Linked DNA regions of Homo sapiens: regions 2 and 3 are each linked to region 1. A link is a loop called in an ENCODE intact Hi-C map of the cell type or tissue named here. Cell type or tissue: CD4-positive, alpha-beta T cell. All regions are shown on one strand. Region 1 holds the start of SLC25A6 (solute carrier family 25 member 6). Region 2 holds the start of CRLF2 (cytokine receptor like factor 2). Region 3 holds the start of PPP2R3B (protein phosphatase 2 regulatory subunit B''beta).

Region 1 (8,000 bases):
TAAAGGAGGCCAGTAGGGTGGGCCCTGATCCTACGACCCCAGTGTCCTTCTAAAAAGAGATGAGGACACAGACACACGGAGGGATGACCCTGTGAGGACACAGGGAGAAGACGGTGTCTACAAGCCAAAAAGAGAGGCCTCAGAAGGAACCAGCCCTGCCCACTCCTTGATGTCAGACTTCCAGCCTCCAGGACTCCGGGAGAATCAATGTCTGCTGTTTATAAGCCACCCAGTCTATAGTATTGTTTTAGGAGCCTGAAATGGACTAAGACACCTCATAAGAAGAGCAGATAAGGACACAGACACACACAGAGGGATGACCCTGTGAGGACACAGGGAGAAGACGGCGTCTACAAGCCCAGGAGAGAGGCCTCAGGAGGAACCAGCCCTGCCCCACACCTTGATCTCAGACTTCCAGACTCCAGGATTATGGAAGAATCAATGTCTGTTGTTTACAGTCCACCCACTCTATGGTATTCTGTGATAGCAGCCTCAAATGGACTAAGACATCTCATCAGAAGAGGACACGAGGACACAGACACACACAGAGGGACGACCCTGTGAGGACACAGGGAAGACGGAGTCTCCAAGCCCAGGAGAGAGGCCTCAGGAGGAACCAGCCCTGCCCACACCTGGATCTCAGACTTCCAGCCTCCAGGACTGTGGGAGAATCAATGTCTGTTGTTTCTAAGTCACCCAGTCTATGGTGTTCTGGGATGGCAGCCTGAAATGGACTAAGACATCTCATAACAAGAGATGAGGACACAGACACACACACAGGAAAAAGCCTGAGAAGACAGCATCTCCAAGCCCAGGAGAGAGGCCTCAGGAGGAACCAGCCCTGCCCATGCCTTGGTCTCAGACCTTCAGCCTGCAGGACTGTGGGAGAATCAATGTCTGCTGTTTACAATCCACCCAGTCTATGGTATTCTGTGATAGCAGCCTGAAATGGATTAAGACATCTCATAACAAGAGGAGATGAGGACACAGACACACACAGAGGGACGACCCCGTGAGGGCACAGGGAGAAGACGGCATCTACAAGCCTAGGAGAGAGGCCGCAGGAGGAACCAGCCCTGCCCACACCTGGATCTCAGACCTCCAGCCTCCAGGACTGTAGGAAAATCAATGTCTGTTGTTTATAGTCACCCAGTCTATGGTATTCTGTGATAGCAGCCTGAAATGGATTAAGACATCCCATAAGAAGAGAGGATGAGGACACAGACACACACAGAGGGATGATGCTGTGAGGGCACAGGGAGAAGACGGCGTCTCCAAGTCCAGGAGAGAGGCCGCAGGAGGAACCAGCCCTGCCCACACCTTATCTCAGACCTTCAGCCCACAGGACCCTGGGGGAACGTCTGTGTGTTGAGCCCGTCTCTGGGACTTCGCGATGGCAGCCACACGTACCCTTGGCCGTATCGTACACGCCGAAGTAGGCCGCCCGGTAGATGATGATGCCCTGCACGGAGACACTGAAGCCCTGGTACAGGCCCCGGATGCCGTCGGACTTGGTGATCTTCACCAGGCAGTCTCCCAGGCCTCGGAACTCGCGCTCTGTGCCTGACTTTCCCACGTCCGCTGCCAGGCGGGTTCTGGCGAAATCCAGCGGGTACACGAAGCAGAGGGAGGTCGCGCCGGCCGCACCGCCGGAGGCCAGGTTGCCCGCAAAGTACCTCCAGAACTGCGTGTGCTTGTCCACGCCCCCCAGGAAGATCTGCTTGTACTTATCCTTGAAGGCGAAGTTGAGGGCTTGAGTGGGGAAGTAGCGAATGACGTTGGCAAGGTTGCCCCTCCAGAAGGACAGCACGCCCTGCTCCTTGGGGATGCGGACAATGCAGTCCACGATGCCCTTGTACTGCTTGTCGGCGGCGATCTGCTTGCTGGCGTGCTGGACCTGGGGGACGCAGAGGGTGTTCAGACCAGACCCAGGGCCAACCACCCAGAAACATCCCAGCTACAGGGTGCATCCTTTTTTTGACACAAGTCACTCTTGTTGCCCAAGCTGGAGTGCAATGGGGTGATCAAGTGATTCTCCTGTCTCAGCCTCCCGAGTAGCTGGGACTATAGGCGCCCACCACCACGCCCGGCTAATTTTTTTGCTTATTTAGTAGAGACGAGCGTTCCACCATGTTAGTCAGGATGGTCTCGATCTGCTGACCTCGTGAGCCACCGCACCCGGCTCTTTCTTTTTTTAAAAAGACAAGGTCTCATGCTGTTACCCGGGTTTGAGTGTAGTGGTGCGATCTCACCTCACTGCAGCCTCCAACTCCTGGATTAAGCCATCCTCCCGCCTCAGTCTCCCGAGTACCCGGGTCTACAGATGCACAACCATCAAGCTCCACTAAGTTGAAAAATTACTTTTAGAGATGGAGTCTTGCTACGATGACCAAGCTGCTCTCAAACTCCTGAGCTCAGGTGATCCTCCCTGGGCCTCTTGAAGCGCTGGGACATCCCGCCCTGCTAAGTTTAAAAAAATTTTTTAAGCCGGGCACAGTGGCTCATGCCTGTAATCTCAGCACTTTGGGAGGCTGAGGTGGGTGGATCACGACGTCAGGAGATCAAGAGCATCCTAACACGGTGAAACCCTGTCTCTACTAAAAATACAGAACATTAGCAAGGTGTGGTGGCAGGTGCCTGCTAGGGAGGCTGAGGCAGAATGGCGTGAACCCAGGAGGCGGAGGCTACAGTGAGCCGAGATCGTGCCACTGCACTCCAGCCTGGGCGACAGGGAGAGACTCCATCTCAAAAAAAAAAAAAAAGGTTTTTTTAAGATGTGGGGTCTTGCTATGTTACTCTGGCTGGTCTCAAACGATCCTCCCTGGGCCTCTCCAAGTGCTGGGACACCCCGCCCTGCTAAGTTTAAAAAATTTTCTTAGAGACGGGGTCTTGCTACGTTGCCCTGGCTGGTCTCAAACTCCTGGGCTCAAACGATCCTCCCTGGGCCTCTCCGAGTGCTGGGACACCCCGCCCTGCTAAGTTTAAAACTTTTTCTTAGAGACGGGGTCTTGCTATGTTGCCCTGGCTGGTCTCAAACTCCTGAGCTCAGGCGATCCTCCCTGGGCCTCTCAAAGTGCGGGGACACCCCGCCTGCTAAGTTTTAAAAATTTTCTTAGAGATGGGGTCTTGCTATGTTGTCCTGGCTGGTCTCAAACTCCCGGGACACGCCACCCTGTACTAGGTTTAAAAAATTATCTTAGAGATGCGGTCTTGCTCTGTTGCCCAGGCTGGTCTCAAACTCCTGAGCTCACGCGATCCTCTCCGGGCCTCTCAATGCACTGGGACGTCCTGCTTCGTTAAGTTAAAATAATTTTTTTTGAGGTGAGGTCTTGCTGTGTGGCCCCGGCTGCTCTCAAACTCCTGGCCTCAAGCAATACTCCCCGGGCCTCTCAAAAGCGCTGGGATCGCGGGCGTGACCTGTCCTTGCAGCCAAGCCTATTCATTCCCATCACCGAGCTGTCACTCGGAGTACAACGTTAGCAAGGACGTCCTGGCGGCAATGTTCCTAGGCATCATGCTACTTTCTATAAGCCTCTCCCAAAAGACAAAAAATGCATTGCTCTGGATCAGAATTGCACAAATGAGCTAAGAAGGGGGTAAGAACCACCAATAACCATATCCTGGTTATTCCAGGACACCTGCGGGCAGGCTCGTTGCCCTATTGGCCTTAGAATTACCCTTCACGGTGGAGGGAGCAAGAGCAGACACCTGCCAGGCATCCACCGGAAGGGTTGGTCCCAGCCGGGGGACCCGCAGGATTGAGCTCAAGGTCAAGGCCCGCCAGCCGCAGGGTCCGTCCATGGGCCCTGCTCAGCGCGCATGCGCCCTCCAATCCGTGCCGCATTTCCCCCCGCCCGCCGGGCCCAGTGCGCACGCGTGGACGTCGCCACGCCCTGCAGCAGCGGTCACGTGACGCGGCCCCCGGAAGCCGGCGGCGCGTGGACAAAGCGATCGCGGCCTTCCACTTCCGGCGCCCGCCTGCAAGGCTCTGCTGCCCACGTCCCCGCCCGACCCGGCCACTCGGTTCCCGTCCCCTAGTCCCCGGAGCGGCCGCGCCCGCGTCCCCACCTGCAGCAGCAGCTTGACCCGCTCGATCGGAGCCACGGCCGTCTTGGAGATGGCGGCGGCGATGCCTCCGGCCAAGAAGTCTTTGGCGAAGGAGATGGCCTGTTCCGTCATGGTGGCAGGGCGGGCAGCGGAACGGGAGGACAGCCGGAGAACGGGCGCGGAGAGTGAATGGAGGGCGTCGCTGGCTCAGCCCTGCCGCCGCCTGGACCGAAAGGACGGAGCAGCCACCGCGCAGCCGCTAAGACGCCGACGCCACGCCCACTCTCCGCCCCCGCGCCTCCTCGCGCCGCGCTCATTGGCTGCGCCGCCAGGCCCCGCCCCACACCAGCCTGCGTGCCTCGCCTCTGAGGGCTGCCGGGAATCCCGCTGCGTCCCGCCCCGCACTCCAGCGAACCGCGCCCATTGGCTGCGCTCCCCGGAGACGTCCCGCCCCGCACCCCTAGGTATGCCGGGAGCCAGGCCCCGCCCATGCGCCGTAGGGGCCGCTGGGGGTTCCGCGGCAGCCTTGACCTTGTGAAGGTCAGGCCGCTGCCAGTACCCGAGCGGGCGGGAGGGCAGCTGCGGAGTCAGAAGCCCACCCTGATGCCCAGTTCGCTCCGAGTGCGTCGTCCGCTTTCTCCCGGAGGCCGCGGCGACCCCGCCGGGATGTGCGACATGTGGTGCCCCGACCCCCGACCCTTGACCCTTGACCTCCGGGCAGCTCCGACCCTTTCAACACTCTCCGGGGTCGTGCGTCGGGAGACCCCGGCCCCTGCCCGCGTGCACCCGGGGGGCCCCGCGCGAAGCCTGCGGCGGCTTCCACGTGGGCGCGGCTCAGTCCCGCTGCCGATCCGTGACTCCGCGCCGCCCTCCGCGCCCGGCCTAGGTTGGTGGGGGGGGGATCTCTCTGGGCCTCCGTTCTTTGACCCCGCGGTGCCCTCCGCGCCGGGGCTGGGGGTTCCGTGGGCCGCGCCCACCCGCCCGGGCTCCCCTATTTCCCCGTGTCTGTGCCCGTGTCTGCCCGGCGGGGGCTGCGGCCGGGGTCCTCCTTCGCGACCTCCCACTCCGCCCTTCCTCCCTCCCTCCCTCCCTCCCTCCCGCCTCCCTCCTCCCTCCCTCCCGCCTCCCTCCTCCCTCCTCCCGCCTCCTCTCCCTTCCCGGCTCTCTCCCGCCCGCCCTTTTCTCCCCGTCTCTTCCTTCCCTGCTTGCCTTTGCTTTTTGCTGCTTTCCCGCCTCCCTCCTTTTTCTCCGTCTTTCCGTCTCTGCCTTCGTTTCCCTCCCTCCCTTTTTCTTTCATTTCTCTCTCCCTTTCTCCTTCCTTTCTTGCTACGTTTCTTCCCTCTTTTTCATTTTTTTCCTTCCTTTTTCTGCTTTTCTCCCTCCGCCCTTCCTCTGTTTTTTCTTTGCTCCCTCCCTCTTTTTTCTCCCTCTTTCCGTCTCTCCTTCCCTTTTCCTCTTTCCTTCCCTTCCTCCCTTTTCTGCCTTTCCCTCCTTCCCTCTCTTTTCCTTTTCCTCTTTATTTCCTGTCTCCCTTCCTCTCGTCCCTTTCTCCCCTCTCTCTTTTCCGTTTTTTTTTTCTTTTGAGACAGAGTTTCGCTCTTGTTGCCCAAGCTGGAGTGCAAGCTCCGCCTCCCGGGTTCAAGCGATTCTCCTGCCTCAGCCTCCCAAGTAGCTGGAATGACAGGCATGCGCCACCGCGCCCAGCTAATTTTATATTTTTAGTAGAGACGGGGTTTCGCCATGTTGGTCAGGCTGGTCTCGAACTCCGGACTTCAGGGGATCCGCCCACTTCGGCTTCCCAAAGTGCTGGGATGACAGGTGTGTGAGCCACCACGCCTAGCTGTCTCTTTTCCATTTTTTAATTTTTTTTTCATTTTTCCTCTCTCCCTTTGCCTCTCTTTTTCTTCTTCCTTTTATTCTTTCCTGTCTTGTTCTTTCCTTCCTCTCTGTTTCTCCCTTTCTCCCTGTTTTCCTTTTTTTTTTTTGAGATGGAGACTTGTTCTGTCACCGAGGCTGGAGTGCAGTGGCGTGATCTCAGCTCACTGCAACCTCTGCCTCTCAGGTTCTAGAGATTCTTGTGCCTCAACTTCCCAAGTAGCTGGGATTACAGGTGCCAGCCACCCCACCCGGCTATTTTTTTTTTTAAGGACAGATGGCGTTTCACCATGTTGGCCAGGCTGGTCTTGAACTCCTGACCTCAGGTGATCCGCCCACCTCGGCCTCCCAAAGTGCTGGATTACAGTCGTGCGCCACTGCGTCCCGCCTCCTTTTCTTTTTTCTTCTCTCCTCCGTCTTTTTCTATCCTACCTCCCTGCCTCTTTCCTCTCTCCTCCCTCCTTTTCCTTTTTCTTCTCTCCTCCCTCCCTCCTGTTTTTCTCCATCATTCCCTCTCCCTTCCTTTCTTTTTCTCCCGTTCCCCGTTTGCCTCCCTCCCCTTTTTCTTTCCTGTCTCCCTGTCTCCTTTGCTCTTTTCCTCCCTTTCTCCCGTCCCTCCCTCCCCGCCTTCCTTTTCACTTCTTTCCCTTCCCATTGCTTCCTTGCGTTTCCTGCCTTTCCCTGTCTCTCCCTTTCTTTCCTGCCTTTCCCTGCCTCTCTCTTTCCTGCCTTTCCCCATCTCTCCCTTTCCTGCCTTTCCCTGTCTCTCCCTTTCTTTCCCTCTCCTCCCACTCTCCCTCCTTCCTCCCTTCTTTTCTTTCCTCTTCTTTCCCTGTGTCTTTCTTTTTTCTTTCCTTCTCTCTTCCTTTTCTCTCCCTGTGTCTTTCTCGCTCTTGTTTTTCCTTTCTCTCCTTTGTGTACTGAGAAAATGACAGTCCCCGGCTGTGGGTGGGCAGGAGTGACCCGCCCCAGAGAGCGGGGTCACCCTGGGTGACTCCTGGGTGCAGCTGTGAGCCCTGCCTGAGGCTTTTCCTGACCTCTGGGGAGGGCGGCTCAGCCTGGGGCTGGAGGTTGGGGCCAGCTCTGGAGGCTGGAGTGGCTGCTGGGCGGCGGGACGGGTGTCTCAGAAGTCACTGAGGCATGGGTAGGTCTAACCTTGGGACATTGCTGTGGGGAGGGCTGTGGAGACCAAGCACATTCCTGAGGCTCTGCCAGGGCAGCGGGGGTGGACAGTGTCCCCTGAGGACCCAGGACCAAGCCAGGCTCGCTACAGGGGTCCTGGAATAGAGGACAGAGGCCAGGAGCGCTGTGGGTGCTGGGCAGGGGTGGGGAGTTTGCTGGGGAGCTGCGCCTTACAGACCTGTGTTTGTTTCCCAGCCTCAGCGAGGCCGGGCTGGACGGGGCCCTGGTGCTGGTTTTCAGTGCCTCAGCGAGGCCGGGACCAGAGCTGCTATTTCCAGATGAGGCTGGCTCGCATCTGCTCTGGCCGGGGCTCCAGGCCTGAGCCCTGCAACACGGCGTTCCCTTTCCAAGTCTGCAAAGCCTGTCTTAGGGGAGAGAAGAAGTTTCCTTCCATGCGGGTGGGGACGGCTAACCATGTCCAGACACTGAGACCGGTGCTCTGTGTGCTCAGCCTTCAGCCTGCACTGGCTTGGTGGCTTGGTGACCCGCCAGCAGGGTGGTGCTGTCTGTGGGCTCTGCTCAAGCTCCTCTCAGAGCCAGGAGGATGCCCGCCTGCTTGGGCCTGGCTCCCAGGATGTGCTTGGCAAATGCTTCTGGGATGGATGGATGGATGGGTGAGTGGATAACGGATGGATGGATAATGGATAGATGGATAATGGATAGATGGATGGATGGATGGATGATGGATGGATGGATAATGAATGGGTGGGTGGATGGATGGATGTGCTCGATCGGCAAATGCTTCTGGAATGGATGGATAATTGGATGGGTAATGGGTGGGTGGATGGATAATGGATGGATGGATGGATAATGGATGGATGGATGGATAATGGATAGATGGATGGATAATGTATAGATGGATGGATGATGGATGGATGGATGGATAATGGGTGGAT
Region 2 (8,000 bases), 180 kb before region 1:
TTTTAATAGAGACGGGGTTTCACCACGTTGGCAAGGCTGGTCTCGAACTCCAGACCTCAAGTGATCCGCCCGCCTTGGTCTCCCAAAGTACCGGGATTACAGGGGTAAGCCACCACCCTGGGCCTTATTTATTTTTAAATAATGAATTTATAAATCGCCCAGGCTGGAGTGCAGTGGCACCAACGTGGCTCACTGCAGCCTCTGCCTCCCAGGTTCAAGCAATTTCCCTGCCTCAGCCTCCCGAACAGCTAGGATTACAGGCATGCGCCACCAGCCCGGCTAATTTTTTGTTTGTTTGTTTGTTTGTAGAGATGGGGTTTCACCATGTTGGTGAGGCTGGTCTCGAACTCCAGACCTCAAGTGATCCGCCCGCCTTGGCCTCCCATAGTGCTGGGATTACAGGCGTGAGCCACCGCGCCCCGCCTTTAATTCATTCCCTTAAATCACAGTCTCCCGGGGTCATCTGGTCTCCCCACTGGGGGCAGATTCAATCCCCAACCAGTGTGCGTGTAAGAGGGAACTTCCTGGAAGGCCGGTTTCTTCCCACTTGGAGTGAGGAGCTGGGCACCGGGCTCTAGTGGCCAATGGTCCATGAGCTTGATTTTCAGAACTTAACTGAAAGTAACTGAAGGTAAGGAGATGAAGGGGTACTGAAAAGTGTGCTGGGATTGCTTTTCAATCGTTACGGTAATCATTGATCCCGCGACTTGCGAGAGCTTGCTTTTCGGTACTTATGATAATCAGCTGAAGGAAGTACTGAAAAGCATGCTGAGCTTGCTTTTCAATTGTTATGGTAATCATTGATCCCGCGACTTGCGAGAGCTTGCTTTTCAGTACTTATGGTAATAAGCTGAAGGAAATACTGAAAAGCATGTTGAGCTTGCTTTTCAATAGTTACGGTAATCATGGATCCGGTTATTTGCATGAGCTTTTTTATTTATGGCAATAAGCTGAAGGAAGTAGTGAAAAGGATGCTGGGCTGCTTTTCAATAGTTACGGGAATCTGATCCTGCGACTTGCTAGAGCTTGCTTTTCAGTACTTATGGTAATAAGCTGAAGGAAGTACTGAAAAGCATGGTGAGCTTGCTTTTCAATAGCTACGGTAATCACTGATCCAGTGACTTGCATGAGCTTGCTTTATCAGTACTTATGGTAATAAGCTGAAGGAAGTACGAAAAGCATGGTGAGCTTGCTTTTCAATAGTTATGGTAATCATGGATCCGGTAATTTGCATGAGCTTTTCAGTACTTATGGTAATAACCTGAAGGAAGTAGCGAAAAGTAGGCTGGGTTGCTTTTCAGTGGTTACGGTAATCATTGATCCAGCGACTATCATGAGATTGCTTTTCGGTACTTACGGTAATCAGCTGAAGGAAGTAGTGAAAAGCGTGCTGAGCTTGCTTTTCAATTATTACGGTAATCATGGATCCGACGATTTACGTGAGCTTTTCAGTACTTACGGTAATAAGCTGAAGGAAGTACTGAAAACTATGCTGAGCTTCCTTTTCAATAGTTACGGGAATCATTGATCCCGCGACTGGCTGGAGCTTGGTTTTTCGTTACTTACAGTAATAAGCTGCAGGAAGTACTGAAAGGCATGGTGAGCTTGCTTCTCAATAGTTAACGGTAATCATGGATCCGGCGATTTGCATGAGCTTGGTTTTCAGTCCTTGTGGTAATAAGCTGAAGGAAGTACTGAAAAGCATGGTGAGCTGGCTTTACAATACTTACGGTAATAAACCATCCAGCGACTTGCGGTGAAAACGGGGTGCGTCCCATTCCTGATGGAGAAATAGAGAATGTCGTCTCGCTGCTCTGCGTCTAGGAGGCACCCCGAAGTGTGACCTTCCTGGAGAAGGTAGTTGGTGCACTGGTCATAGGCCTCATCACCGTTGAATCTGTGGTTTAAAACGATGACCATTCAGCAACAAAACAAAAAAGCATGTCTTATTTATTTAGAGATGGGGTCTTGCTCTTGTCGCCCAGGTTGGAGTGCAATGGCGCGATCTCAGCTCACTGCAACCTCTGCCTCCCGGGTTCAAGCAATTCTCCTGTCTCAGCCTCCTGAGTAGCTGGGATTACAGGCACCTGCCACCATATACAGCTAATTTTTGTAGTTTTACTGGAGACAGGGTTTCACCATGTTGGGGCCAGGCTGGTCTGGAACTCCTGACCTCAGGTGATCCATACACCTTGGCCTCCCAAACTGCTGGAATGAGAGGTGTGAGCTACCACACCGGCTTTTTTTTTTTTTTTTTTTTTAAGATGGTGTCTCGCTCTGTCCCTGAGGCTGGAGTGCAGTGGCACGATCTCGGCTCATTGCAATCTCTGCCTCCCGGGTTCAAGCGATTCTCCTGCCTCTGCCTCCTGAGTAGCTGGGATTACGGGCACGCACCACCACCCCCAGCTAATTTTTGTGTTTTTAATAGAGATGGGATTTCGCCATGTTGACCAGGCTGGTCTCGATCTCCTGACCTCAGGTGATCCACCCGCCTCGGCCTCCCAGAGTGCTGGGATTACAGGCGTGAGCCACCGCGCCCGGCCGTTTTTTTATTTGTTCGTTTGTTTTTTGAAACAGAGTTTTGTTCTTGTTGCCCAGGCTGGAGTGCAATGGCGTGATCTCGGCCCACTGCAACCTCTGCCTCCCGGATTCAAGCGATTCTCCTGCCTCAGCCTCCCAAGTTGCTGGGATTACAGGCGCACGCCCCCGCGCCCGGCTAATTTTTTTGTATTTTTAGTAGAGACGAGGTTTCACCATGTTGGCCAGGCTGGTCTTGAACTCCTGACCTCAGGTGATCCACCCCCCCCCCCCTCAGCCTCCCAAAGTGCTGGGATAACAGGCATGAGCCAACACCCCCCCCAAGAACTGCCCCTTTTACAGAGGAAGAAACTGAGCTGAATTCTGCAACTACGTGCAAAATCCAGCACTTTTTTTTTTCTTTTTGTGAGGTTTTTGTTTTGTTTTGTTTTGTTTTTGAGACAGTCTCGCTCTGTCGGCCAGGCTGGAGTGCAATCTCGGCTCACCGTGAACTCCGTCTCCCAGGTTGAAGCGATTCTCTTGCCTCAGCCTCCTGAGTAGCTGGGATTACAGGCACCTGCCGCCACGCCCGGCTAGTTTTTGTATTTTTAGTAGAGTTGGGGTTTCACCATGTTGGCCAGGATGGTCTGGAACTCCTGATCTCAGATGATCCACCCACCTCGGTCTCCCAACGGTGAGTCTTATTTTCCAAATAACTTCGTTTTAAAATTTCCCTGTTCTGTACGCTTTGCCGTTTATCTCTTTTGTTATCAAACTGAAGAATCATCCACCCATGATTAAATTTATTGGAAAAACCCTTCCTGCAATGTTCGTACGCATACTTCTGGGTGTCTAACTAAGCCAAAGTAAAAATAAAAATAAAGTCACATCAGGGAGACACAGGGTTGGGGGTAGCCCCGGGTAAGGCTGTGAAATGTTTCAGAGACTGAGTCTTTCCCTCCCCGGCTGCCTAGCAGATAAGACTTAAAGTTCACCCAGAGCTCTGGGTGAACAAAACTCTCTGTTAATCTCCCGTGAAGAATCTAGGTGATTTTCAGTCCGGATGCCGTGGCTCACGCCTGTCATCCCAGCACTTTGGGAGGCTGAGGCAGGTGGATCACATGAGGTCAGGAGTTTGAAACCGGCCTGACCAATATGGTGAATCACCATCTCTACTAAAAATACAAAAATTAGCTAGGCATGGTGGCAGGTGCCTGTAATCCCAGCTACTCGGGAGGCTGAGGCAGGGGAATGGCTTGAACCCGGGAGGCAGAGGTTGCAGTGAGCCGAGATTGCGCCACTGCACTCCAGCGTGGCAACGGAGTGAGACTCCGACTCAAAATAAAAACAAACAAAAAAAAGAATGTAGTTGATTTTGACAGTGAGTCAGCCATCCCTTGGCAAGAAGGTTTGGGGCAATGAGATTGTGGTTGTGGTGAGGGCTGAGGGTTTCACAGAACAAACATTCCGGCTTGCACAGTCTGATGCTTTACACTTTTGTTCTCAAGCATTCCCAATCGCTGACGGCTCAGAAGAGCGATTTTGAGCCCCCTGGGCGTGGGGTTCGCTTTCTGGGGGCCACTTACCTGTAGTGGAAAGTCAGGTTGGTCCTGGAGTATTTGCTGGCATTCCATGTCACCTGCACGGTTTCTAAATTGAAGTAGATGATCTGAATCTGTACTCCTTCTGCTAGACACAGAGAGACGCATGAAGTTCACGGTGAGGCAACTCTATTTTTTTATTTTTTTAAATTTATTTTTCTTTTTGAGACAGAGTCTCACTCTGTTGCCCAGGCTGGAGTACAATGGCACGATCTCGGCTCACTGCAACCTCCGCCTCCCGGGTTCAAGCGATTCCCCTGCCTCAGCCTCCCGAGTAGCCGGGATTACAGGCACCTGTCACCACACCTGGCTAATTTTTTGTATTTTTAGTAGAGACGGGGTTTCACCGTGTTAGCCAGGATGGTCTCGATCTCCTGACCTCATGATCCACCCGCCTCGGCCTCCCAAAGTACTGGGATTACAGGCGTGAGCCACCGCGCCTGACGTATTGTATTGCATTGTATTGCATTGTATTGTAGTGTAGTGTAGTGTAGTGTAGTGTAGTGTAGTGTAGTGTAGTGTATTGTGTGAGACAGACTCTCACTCTGTCACCCAGGCTGGACTGCAGTGGCGCAATCTCGGCTCACTGCAAGCTCCGCCTCCCGGGTTCACGCCATTCTCCTGCCTCAGCCTCCCGAGTAGCTGGGGCTACAGGTGCCCGCCACCATGCCTGGATAATTTTTTGTACTTTTAGTAGAGATGGGGTTTCACTGTGTTAGCCAGGATGGTCTCGATCTCCTGACCTCGTGATCCGCCCGCCTCATCCACCTAAAGTGCTGAGATTGCAGGCGTGAGCCACCGCGCCCGGCTGCTTTTGTTTTTGTTTTTGCAAAAGGTAAGTTCACCCACTAGTGCCATGCACAGATGTATCTGTATAGATCAATCATGTATCCAACAACACATCCCCTGTGGATACCTAAGGTGGCATCGGAAACTGTCCCCATCGATCCACCTTACTGTCTTTCTCAAAACACCACACACACCAACTTCAGAAATGGACTGGCCAGGTGCAGCGGCTCACGTCTGTAATCTTAACACTGGGAGGCCGAGGCGGGTGGATCACCCGAGGTCAGGAGTTCGAGACCAGCCTGGCCAACATGGTGAAACCCCGTCTCTACTAAAAACACAAAAAAATGAGCTGGACATGGTGGTGGGTACCTGTAATCCCAGCTACCTGGGAGGCTGAGGCAGGAGAATGGCTTGAACTCAGGAGGCAGAGGTTGTAGTGAACCGAGATCGTGTCACTGCACTCCAGCCTGGGTGACACAGCAAGACTCCCTATCAAAAAAAAAAAAGAAAAGAAAAGAAAAGAAAAGAAAAGAAAAGAAATGGGCCAACCGTAAAGAAGACTTTCTACGTTTGCTAGGAAGGTTGCATAGACTTCAGTAGGTTTGATGTTTCAAGAGGTCTGGGTTTGTAATTCCGAACAGGGACAATGGAAATATTTTAGAATTGAGCAAACATGTAATGATATTTTGCATAATGAAAGCCAAGTCTCTTTTTTTTATTTTGAGACAGAGTCTCGCTCTGTCGCCCACGCTGGAGTGCAGTGGTGCGATCCCGGCTCACTGCAAGCTTTGCCTCCCGGGTTCATGCCATTCTCCTGCCTCAGCCTCCCAAGTAGCTGGGACTACAGGCACCTGCCACCATGCCCGGCTGATTTTTTGTATTAGTACAGACGGGGTTTCACCGTGTTAGCCAGGATGGTCTCCATCTCCTGACCTTGTGATCCGCCCACCTCGGCCTCCCAAAGTGCTGGGATTACAGGCATGAGCCACAGCGCCCGGCCAAGTCTCTCACTGTCAAAGAAGTCAGTTACAGGTTTGGAAAGATGGGGTACAGTGAACCTTGTCATGTTGGGTTCTAAGTGGAGGTATCTGGAGGATAGATAGATACAGATAGATAGATAAATGGTAATGTTAGATAGATAGAATTATATAGATGATGATAGAAATAGTTAGACAGACAGACACAGATAGATAGGGATGGGTAGGTAGATGGATGAATCAATGGACAGGTGGGTGTATAGGTGGAAGACAAGTGGATGGGTGGGTGGATGGGTGAGTGGATGGATGAATAAATGGATGAACAGATACACAGGTGAATGGGTGGATGGGTGGATGGATGCATGGATAGATGGATACATAGATGTGTACATGGATGGGTGGATGGATGGATGGATGAGTGGATGAAAGTGTGGGTGAATGCATAGGTGGATGGATGGTTTGATGGGTGGGTGGATGGATGTGTTGGTGGATGGATGGATAGATGGATAAGTGGATGAAAGGATGGGTGGGTGGATGAGTGAGTCAGTGGATAAATAAATGGATGAACAGATACATAGGTGAATGGATGGATGGATGGATGGATGGATGGATGCATGGATAGATGGATACGTAGATGTGTACATGGATGGGTGGGTGGGTGGATGGATGGGTGGATGGATGGATGGATGGATGGATGGATGGATAAGTGGATAAAAGTGTGGGTGAATGCATGGATAGATGGATGTATTGGTGGGTGGATGGGTGGATGGGTGGATGGATGGATGGATGGATGGATGGATGGATGGATGGATGGATAAGTGGATAAAAGTGTGGGTGAATGCATGGATAGATGGATGTATTGGTGGATGGATGGGTGGATGGGTGGATGGATGGATGGATGGATGGATAAGTGGATAAAAGTGTGGGTGAATGCATGGATAGATGGATGTATTGGTGGATGGATGGGTGGATGGATGGATGGATGGATAAGTGGATAAAAGTGTGGGTGAATGCATGGATAGATGGATGTATTGGTGGATGGATGGGTGGATGGATGGATGGATGGATAAGTGGATAAAAGTGTGGGTGAATGCATGGATGGATGGATGTATTGGTGGATGGATGGGTGGATGGGTGGATGGATGGATGGATGGATGGATAAGTGGATAAAAGTGTGGGTGAATGCATGGATAGATGGATGTATTGGTGGATGGATGGGTGGATGGATGGATGGATGGATAAGTGGATAAAAGTGTGGGTGAATGCATGGATGGATGGATGTATTGGTAGATGGATGGGTGGATGGGTGGATGGATGGATGGATGTATTGGTGGATGGATGGGTGGATGGGTGGATGGATGGATGGATGGATGATAGATGGGTGGATGGGAGGATGGATAGATAACAGCTGGGTGGATGGTGGATGGATGGATGAGTGAATGAAAGGTTGGGTGGACGGATGGCTGGGTGGGTTGATGGGTGGGTGAATGTATGAGTGGATGAATCGTTTGATAGATGGGTGGATGGATATATTAGTGGATGGATCAATGAATAATAGATGGATGGATAGTGGATGGATGGGTGATTAATGGGAAAAGATAGATGAGATACATTGATGGATAGATTAAAAATGAATATATCTACCAATCAATCAATCAATAGATAGACACACACACGCACACATACAGTTCCTAGTTCTGGCCACCGAAAGCTCATATAAGCAGTGGATATTCCGGGAGCAATAAGTATACTTAATATTCATGTATTTACTTATAAATATGTTTTGTCCCAGCTACTTGAGAAGCTGAGGCAGGAGAATTGCTTGAACCCGGAAAAAAAAAAAAAAAAAAAAGAAAAGAAGAAAGAAACCTCCATGCTCATTGTTTAAGTTTTACAAAATAAAGAGTGCCTGGTTGCAAAGCAAACCACAAACCAAAATACAACAAGAAGAGGGTGTTTAAATAATTACCTGCTCCTCCTTGCCCCAAAGCCATCCAGCCTCCCAGCAGAAAGACGGCAGCTCCCCACAGCAGAACCAGCCGCCCCATGCCTGAAACAGGAGTGGAGAGTGAGGTCCTCAGGGACCTACAACGAACAGATCACTCATGACTCATAA
Region 3 (8,000 bases), 1.0 Mb before region 1:
AAAAGGTTAAAATCAACATCGTAAGACTGACAGAACAGACTCTGTGGCAAACAAGACCAAGGGCCACCTGAGGTGAGGGTTAAGTCACACACCGCCTACACTTAAAGAATAAACTACAGTTCCAACTGCCAAAGCATTTCTTTTTCTCCAGCAGCTAAATGTCCTTTTAGGTTATTCACTAGAGACCTCTGCAGAAACTCGTTTTTGAGATTCAAGAAGTAAATAAAGGATGTTTTTCTTTTTCTCTATTGCTTATCTTGGCCTCAAGCTCGCGCACGCAAGAAGACTCTCTCTCTCTCTCTCTCTCTATATATATATATATACTTTTTTTTTTTTTTTGAGACAGGGCCTTCCTCTGTTGCTCAGGCTGGTGAGCAGTGGTGCAATCTCAGCTCACAGTAATCTCCGACTCCCAGCTTCAAGCATTTCTCCTGCCTCAGCCTCCTGAGTAGCTGAGACTTCAGGTGCGCCACCACGCCTGGCTAATTTGTGTATTTTTAGCAGAGATGGGGTTTCGCCATGTTGCCCAGGCTGGTCTCGAACTCCTGAACTCAAGTGATCTGCCTGCCTCCAACTCCCAAATGCTGGAATCACAGGCGTGAGTCACCATGCCTGACCAATATAAACAATATTAAAACACCTGCAGCTTCCTGTCAGATCCTGATGAACAGACCCCTCTGTTCCACCAGCCGTAACTACAGCTTTGACTGGGAAAAGACTGATTCCAGGCCAGGTGTGGTGGCTCACGCCTGTCATCCCAGCACTTTGAGAGGCTGAGGCGGGTGGATCACCTGAGGTCAGGAGTTTGAGACCAGTCTAGCCAACAAGGTGAAAGCCTGCCTCTACTAAAAATACAAAAATTAGCCGGGGGTGGTGGTGTGCGCCTGTAATCACAGCTACTCGGGAGGCTGAGGGAGGAGAATCGCTTGAACCCGGGAGGCGGAGGTTGCAGTGAGCTGAGATTGCACCATTGCATCTCAGCCTGGGTGAGAGTGAGAATCTGTCTCAAAAAAAAAAAAAAAAAAAAAAAACTGATTGCAATCACTTTATCCTGGTAACTACTCACCACGGACTGGTTCTGGCCGGTTGACAGAGGCTGCAGAGTTGCTTCACCTTTTGACCTAGGGGGCCTAACCATAATGCATTTAAATGTTAAGTCTCCGCTCCAAGGTGAACTCGGGAGTAGGTAACATGCATGTTTGTTCAATACCCATGCGTCAGGACACCCTTGGTGAATATCCATAGCTCTTCCTATAACTTCTTGAATATATACACTTGGCCAACCCACTCAGCATAAATTCCCGTCTCATCTTTTCTTCCCTCCAAGTGCTTGTTTTTAGTTTTCTTTTTTTTTTTTTTTTTTTTTTTTTTGAGATGGAGTCTTGCTCTGGTGCCCAGGCTGGAGTGCAGCCTCTGCCTCCTGGGTTCCAGTGATTCTCCTGCCTCAGCCTCCCGGGTAGCTGAGATTACAGGTACATTAGCCAGAGGCTGCGCTTCTCACCTGCGGTGTATAATCACCTTCTATGAAATAAATGGCGTTTCTTCTAAGAAATACAGTGGGATTTTGGGAGGCCGAAGCGGGAGGATTGCTTGGACCCAGGAATTCCAGAGCACTCTAGGTAACATAGCAAGACCTCGTCTCTGCAAAAATAAATAAATAAATAAATAAACAAAAATTAGCCTGGCGTGATGGTGCACGCCTGTAATCCCAGCTACTGGGGAGGCTGAGGCAGGAAGTCCAACTGTGTTTGCGCCACTGCACTCCAGCCTAGGAGACAGAGCAAGACCCTGTCTCCAAAGAATTGTAAAATAAATAAAAAACGGACCAGGCGCAGTGACTCACGTCTGAAATCCCAGCACTTTGGGAGGCCAAGGCGGGAGGATCACTTGAGGTCAGGAGTTCGAGACCAGCCTGGCCCACATGGGGGAAACCCAGTCTCTACTAAAAATACAACATCAGCCAGGCGTGGTGGCACGTGCCTGTAAGTCCCAGCTCCTCGGGAGCCTGAGGCAGGAGAATCGCTTGAACCTGGGAGGCAGAGGTTGCAGTGAGCCAAGATCGCGCCATCGTACTCCAGCCTGGGCAACAGAGCAAAACTCTGTCTCAAAATTAAAACAAATTAAAATAATAAAATAAAATAAAATAGGAAGCCTTTCTACCTTTATAAATTGTGTGATTTTTAGGTTAACAACTGTCAATGACGGAATGTTCAGTACGTGGGACTTTCTTGTCTGTATGTGTGTGGTGGGGGGGGTCGGGGCGGGGAACAGACTCAATATGAAACCGTTTTGGGGTCTGACGCTCGCCCACCAGCCTCCATCGCGCAGCCACACGCCCACTATGCGACCAGAGCCACCTGCGCAGTTGTTAGCAGAAGGAAGAGTAACTTACTACTCTCGTCCCTGCGGATCTACGGGTGCCTCGAACGTGGGGCGCGTTCCTGGGGCTGGAGGCGGCGCCCAGGGGCAGCGCAGGGCCCGGCCCGGGGGTTCCCGGGGGTTCGAGCCCGCTGGGCCGGGGGGCGGCGAGCGGGGCTGTGGGCCAGGCCCCGGGCTGCTCCCCGTCCCCCGGGGTCGGCTGGTCCCGCCCGGGCGCCTTGATCCGGCGCAGGCAGTCCTGCAGCATCCGCTGCGTGCTGGCCTCGCTGAGCCAGTACAGGAACAGCTCGTCCACCTTCATCTTCAGGACCGGCTGCAGCACTTTGCCGGGCGGCATGGCGGGGGCTGGGCCCGCGGCGCCCCCGGACGCCCGCGCCCCGCCCCGCCCCGGGGGCTTCGGTCCGCCCCGGACCGACCTCGGTGATGCGAGCACGGCCCGCTGAGGGGGCGCGGCGCAGGGAACAGGGCCCGCGCCTCGGGAACTGCGCGGACTCGCGGGGCGCGGGGACCGAGGAGGGGGCGCGGTCCGGCCCGCGCTGCTCAGGGCAGCTTCAAAACGGGCGCGCCGGCCGCGCTCCCAAACAAGGGCGCCCGCGTTCACGTCACTGCGTCGCGTCATCGCGACGATGTCATCACGAGGCGACGCCGCCGCTAGCCACGCGCGCCCCGCGGCCCTCGGAGCTTTTGCAGGAGGCTTTGGTGGGGCCGAGCGGCTGCGGTGAGGACGAGGGAGGGGCTGTGGCGGCCGTACCGCCCGAGCTCTTTCTGCGTTTAGGATTTTTAGAGGCGCGGCCCATGGCGGCGTGGCAGTCCTAGAGCTGCGGAAATGCGAGCATGCGCAATGCGTGCCTGCCAGAGCGAGGAGAGGGTGGAACCTCCGCATGGAGCATGCGCCGTGCATAGCGGTGGAGGAGCGGAGTTCGGGAGGCCGGTCGGGTGAGCGTGCGCAATGGCTGCCCGCGGGGCGCAAGCCAGAGGCTGGGAGGTGTGTGAGCGGGTGGGGCTGGAGGACGGGAGTGCGCCTGCGCAGTGGGAGGCACCGGGAACGAGCGAGCATGCGGGGTGCGCGCCCGCCGAGCTCGGGAGCGAGCGTGCGTCCTACGGGAGCGCGCGAGGAAAAGATCAAACTTTTCAATAACAGCGGGCTACCTGGGACCCAAAGGGCCCCGTTTACTTTAGCTTTGCTTATCAAACAGTAGAGACAGGTTGGAGGAGTTGGACCCCTTTAAACGTTGGTGTTCAGGGATGAGCGTGAAGTGCGTTGAAAATTGCAAAAATCATCCACGTCCAGGGAGGTGACATTAGTTAAATAACTTTACCCAATGGTCGTTTTTGTTTCTGCTTTTAACAGTATCCATAAAAACACTGCATTATCATCTGTCTGGCACACATGCACCTGTTTCCTTTACATCTTGCCCCGCTTTTTATTCATTTTTTATCAAAATAGGGTTTCACCTGGTGTTGCACCCTGTTAGAGAGTAATTTCAAGGTCTTTTATGAGCCAGGTTCTCCTACTTCTGAGCTGCATAAATCGAGCCAGACTCAATAAGTAACCCTTGGCCGGGCGCGGTGGCTCAAGTCTGTAATCCCGGCACTTTGGGAGGCTGAAGCGGGCAGATCACGAAGTCAGGAGTTCGAGACCAGCCTGGCCAGCATAGTGAAACCGCCCCCACCATCTCTACTAAAAATAGAAAAATTAGCCGGGCATAGTAGCGTGTGCCTGTAGTCCCAGCTACTCGGGAGGCTGTGGCGGGAGAATTGCTTGAACCCAGGAGGTGGAGGTTGCAGTGAGCTGAGATCACACCATTGCACTCCAGCCTGGGCGACAGAGCCAGACTTTGTCTCAAAAAAAAAAAAAATAACTCTTTTTTTAGTTTTATTTTTTTTTTGAGTTGGAGTCTCGCTCTGTCGCCCAGGCTGGAGTGCGATGGCAAGATCTCAGCTCACTGTAACCTCCGCCTCCCGGGTTCAAGGGATCCTCCTGCCTCAGCCTCCCGAGTAGCTGGGATTACAGGCGCCCGCCACCACGCCTGGCTAATTTTTGTATTTTTGGTAGAGACAGGGTTTCACCGTATTAGCCAGGATGGTCTCGAACTCCTGACCTCAAGTGATCCACCCGCCTCGGCCTCCCAAAGTGCTGGGATTACAGGCGTGAGCTACCACGCCCGGCCTAAATAACTCTTTTTGTTCGTATGAGACAGGGTTTTGCTCCGTCACCCAGGCTGCGATCTTAGCTGAGTGCAGCCTTGATCTCCTGGCTCAAGCGATCCTCCCACCTCAGCCTTCCAAGCAGCTGGGACAACAGGCATGCGCCACCATGCCTGGCTCATTTTTAATTTTATTGTTTATAGAGACGAGGTGTTGCTGGTCTCACACTCCTGGCCTCAAGCAATCTTCCTGCCTTTGCCTCTGTCTCTGCCTCCCAAAGCGTTGGGATTACAGGCGTGAGCCACCGCACCCGATTTAAATCACTCATAAACGATAGTTTTGTGTTGTGTACATAATGATTTGAATTTCAGTTTGTGTTTCGTGATTGGATATAAAAATCCGAGTGTACTTGGTCAGAAGAGCGCCATCACGCAGGAATTCTGTGAAGTTATTTTTCCTAATTGGGAAGCAACCGTTTGTGTGTGTGTGCGATGCTGTGATTTCTGGAGGGAAGTGAATATATTAATACAGTTCTCTGTTTGAGTATGTATCGGACACAGACGTCTTTTCAAGGAACAAACGTGCTTTTCATTCTGGGTGTTTCGATGAGCTGCGAGTCACTGTTGGAAGCATCACTGCAGTTTTGAGGGGAAAGGGTTTCCTTTGAATGCCTGCACAAGAGGCCTTTCTCTGCCAGGTTACTGGGGCACAGTGTAGTGAGGCCCAGGGCCAACAGGACAGAAATCAACTCAGGGCAGAAACAGAATGCGCCTTCAGTCTGCGCTGGGGCCCGGGGGCCCACTCCGTGCAGGCTTTGCTCTGGGAGAACAAAGAGGTGCTGTCGGGCCCCCAAGGCTGGCAGGGCCTGAGGTGTTGCAGAGTTTGCTGGGATGTGGCCAGCTGCAATTATCCAAGCTGCTCCACAGCCGGATGGACGCCCTGCCCATTCGGGTCTGTCCGTCTTGCAGGGGTGGTGGGTGGCCACCAGAATTGTCCTGGGGAGAGAAAGGTGAGGGCAGGCCGGGAGATTGCAGTGGCTCATGCCTGTCATCCCAGCACTTTGGGAGGCCGAGACGGTGGATCACCTGAGGTCAGGGGTTCAAGACCAGCCTGGCCAACATGGTGAAACCCCCGTCTCTACAAAAATACAAAAATTAGCCAGGCACGGTGGCTCACACCTGTCATCCCAGCACTTTGGGAGGCCGAGGTGGTGGATCACCTGAGGTCAGGAGTTCGAGACCAGCCTGGCCAACATGGTGAAACCCCGTCTCTACAAAAATACAAAAATTAGCCAGGCATGGTGGCTCACACCTGTCATCCCAGCACTTTGGGAGGCCGAGGCAGGAGGATTGTTTAAGCCCAGGAGGTCAAGACCAGCCTTGGCAACATGGCGAGCCCCATCTCTAGAGAATATTTAAAAATTAGCTGAGCATCCTGGCGTGTGCCTGTGGTCCCAGCTACTCGGGAGGCTGAGGTAGGAGGATCGTTTGAGCCTGGGAGGTTGAGGCTTCAGTGAGCCGAGATCTCACCACCGCTCTCCAGCCGAGGCAGGAATGAAAGACTCTGTCCCTAAAAGCATTAAATTTTAAAAAGCAGCCAGATATCGTGGCTCACACCTGTTATCCCAGCACTTTGGGAAGCTGAGGTGGGAGGATCACCTGAGGTCAGGAGTTCGAGACCAGCCTGACCAACATGCTGAAACCCCGTCTCTACAAAAATACAAAAATTAGCCAGACGTGGTGGCTCACACCTGTCATCCCAGCACTTTGGGAAGCTGAGGCAGGCAGATCACCTGAGGTCAGGAGTTCGAGACCAGCCTGGCCAACATGGTGAAACCCCGTCTTTACAAAAATAGAAAAATTAGCTGGGCATGATGGCGGGTGCCTGTAATCCCAGCTACTTGGGAGACTGAGGCAGAAGAATCACTTGAACCCAGGAGACAGACGTTGCAGTGAGCCGAGATCACAGCATTGCACTCCAGCCTGGACAGCAGAGCGAGACTCCCTCTCGAAAAAATAAAAATAAAAATAAAATAAAAAGCGAGAATGGGGAGGGAAGAGTAGCGAGGAAGATTCCGGAAGACTCTGCTCCTCTGTGGGATGTAGGTCCAGGAACAAAGAGCTGGGTCAGCGCTTCCCAGGGAGGTGAGGAAGGAGGGAGCCACAACGGTTGTAGAGGGAGAGAAGCTCCTTCCTTCATCCACCTGAGCCCGGGTCTCCTGTGTGGCCACAGCCTCTGCAGCCTCTGCCCCACCTGCAGCTGCTCAGAAATGCAAACTCACCCACTGTATGACATGCTCTGGATCTCAGTCGGCCTTCGCCCCGCAGACCTGGGTGGTTGATCGAACACTAAAGCTCCAGACCTGGAGATGCCTCAGAGGAAGCACCTGGCAAGTAGGATCTCCCTGGTCCTGCGCCGACCCAAAGCTCCCAGCTAGGTGCGTGCAGTGAGAGGTCAAAGAGGGATCAAGTTTATATCTGCCGCTTGCATTCCGCACGATGACTTAAAACAAACAAACAAAACAAACAAACAAAAAAAAACAAAAAACCCAGCCGAGCACAGTGTCATCCCAGCACTTTGGGAGGCCGACAGGGGTGGATCACGAGGTCAAGAGATCGAAACCAGCCTGGCCAACGTGGTGAAACCCCGTCTCTACTAAAAATACAAATATTAGCTGGGCGTGGTGGCGGGCACCTGTAACCCTAGCAACTCGGGAGGCTGAGGCAGGAGAATCACTTGAACCCGGGAGGCGGAGCTTGCAGTGAACAGAGATCATGCCCCTGTACTCCAGCCTGGCGACAGAGCGAGACTCTGTCTCAAAATGAATAAATAAATAGGAAAGTAGTGTGGGTCTGCATTCTGCAGGTTTTGGAAACACATTTCCGAGTGCATATTTCAGGTGAGGAGAGGTGGGGACTCCAGGCAGCGTGCACAGTTTAGACTCTAACCGTGGGCCGGGAGTGGTGGCTCACTCCTATAATCCCAGCACTTTGGGAGGCCGAGGTGGGCGGATCACAAGGTCAGGAGTTCGAGACCAGCCTGGCCAATATGGTGAAGCCCCATCTGTACTAAAAATCCAAAAATTAGCCAGATGTGGTGGCGTGCACCTGTCATCCCAGCTACTGGGGAGGCTGAGGCAGGAGAATCGCTTGAACCCGGTGGAGGCGGAGGTTGCAGTGAGCCGAGATCGCGCTGCTGTACTCCAGCCTGGGTGACAGAGCGAGACTCCCTCCCAAAAAAAGAAACCACCGTAACTGTGGCAGTAAGAGGCCAGGAACTCTCACAGATACCTCGTCCAAAACCGGCAAAGGAGAGGATGGAACATTTGCTGTAGAGGTTTTCCTGCCTCTTCATAACTCCTTGAGGCTGTGTCCTCATCCATCTTCCAGAAACCAAAAACCCTTCACACATCGCCCCTTTTGTCCCGAGCGGCGCCCGCTGCCACCTGCTTGGCAAAATAAAACGTAAGTGGA

What was found. Hi-C counts contacts between places; a loop is a spot of excess contacts. Peaks named below come from ENCODE experiments on the same cell type or tissue, not always from the same donor. Only the 100,000 strongest peaks of a DNase experiment are listed, where the experiment ranks them.
Region 2: it touches region 1 in a loop (4-fold over the local background); 6 of 110 quality-filtered maps call a loop at or near these places.
Region 3: a loop joins it to region 1, with 10 times the contacts of the local background. A loop is called at or near these places in 3 of 110 quality-filtered maps.

What each region holds. Positions count from the first base shown.
Region 1 is chrX:1,387,831-1,395,830 of GRCh38, forward strand. SLC25A6 (solute carrier family 25 member 6) reads right to left here and starts at 4,283. Exons shown (of 4, transcript NM_001636.4): 1 at 4,069-4,283; 2 at 1,411-1,897. The coding sequence starts at 4,179. It overlaps LOC124900597 (serine/arginine repetitive matrix protein 1-like), which reads left to right and starts at 4,178. Exons shown (of 5, transcript XM_011546186.2): 1 at 4,178-4,401; 2 at 4,512-4,933; 3 at 7,300-7,718. The coding sequence starts at 4,178. RefSeq lists enhancers at 3,547-4,142, 4,143-4,737, 4,181-4,783. In CD4-positive, alpha-beta T cell, a CTCF peak has its summit at 4,198; DNase peaks (open chromatin) are centred at 1,614, 2,920, 3,871, 4,431 and 1 weaker place; H3K4me3 peaks cover 2,748 bases; H3K27ac peaks cover 1,281 bases.
Region 2 is chrX:1,204,703-1,212,702 of GRCh38, forward strand. It overlaps CRLF2 (cytokine receptor like factor 2), which reads right to left and starts at 7,947. Exons shown (of 8, transcript NM_022148.4): 1 at 7,854-7,947; 2 at 4,104-4,206; 3 at 1,731-1,897. The coding sequence starts at 7,932. RefSeq lists enhancers at 1-659, 494-997, 660-1,507. In CD4-positive, alpha-beta T cell, no CTCF peak of the experiment used is centred here; DNase peaks (open chromatin) are centred at 1,389, 3,499 and 3,939; H3K4me3 peaks cover 3,054 bases; H3K27ac peaks cover 1,059 bases.
Region 3 is chrX:383,976-391,975 of GRCh38, forward strand. It overlaps PPP2R3B (protein phosphatase 2 regulatory subunit B''beta), which reads right to left and starts at 2,932. Exons shown (of 13, transcript NM_013239.5): 1 at 2,393-2,932. The coding sequence starts at 2,716. In CD4-positive, alpha-beta T cell, no CTCF peak of the experiment used is centred here; DNase peaks (open chromatin) are centred at 2,406 and 3,306; H3K4me3 peaks cover 1,842 bases; H3K27ac peaks cover 1,040 bases.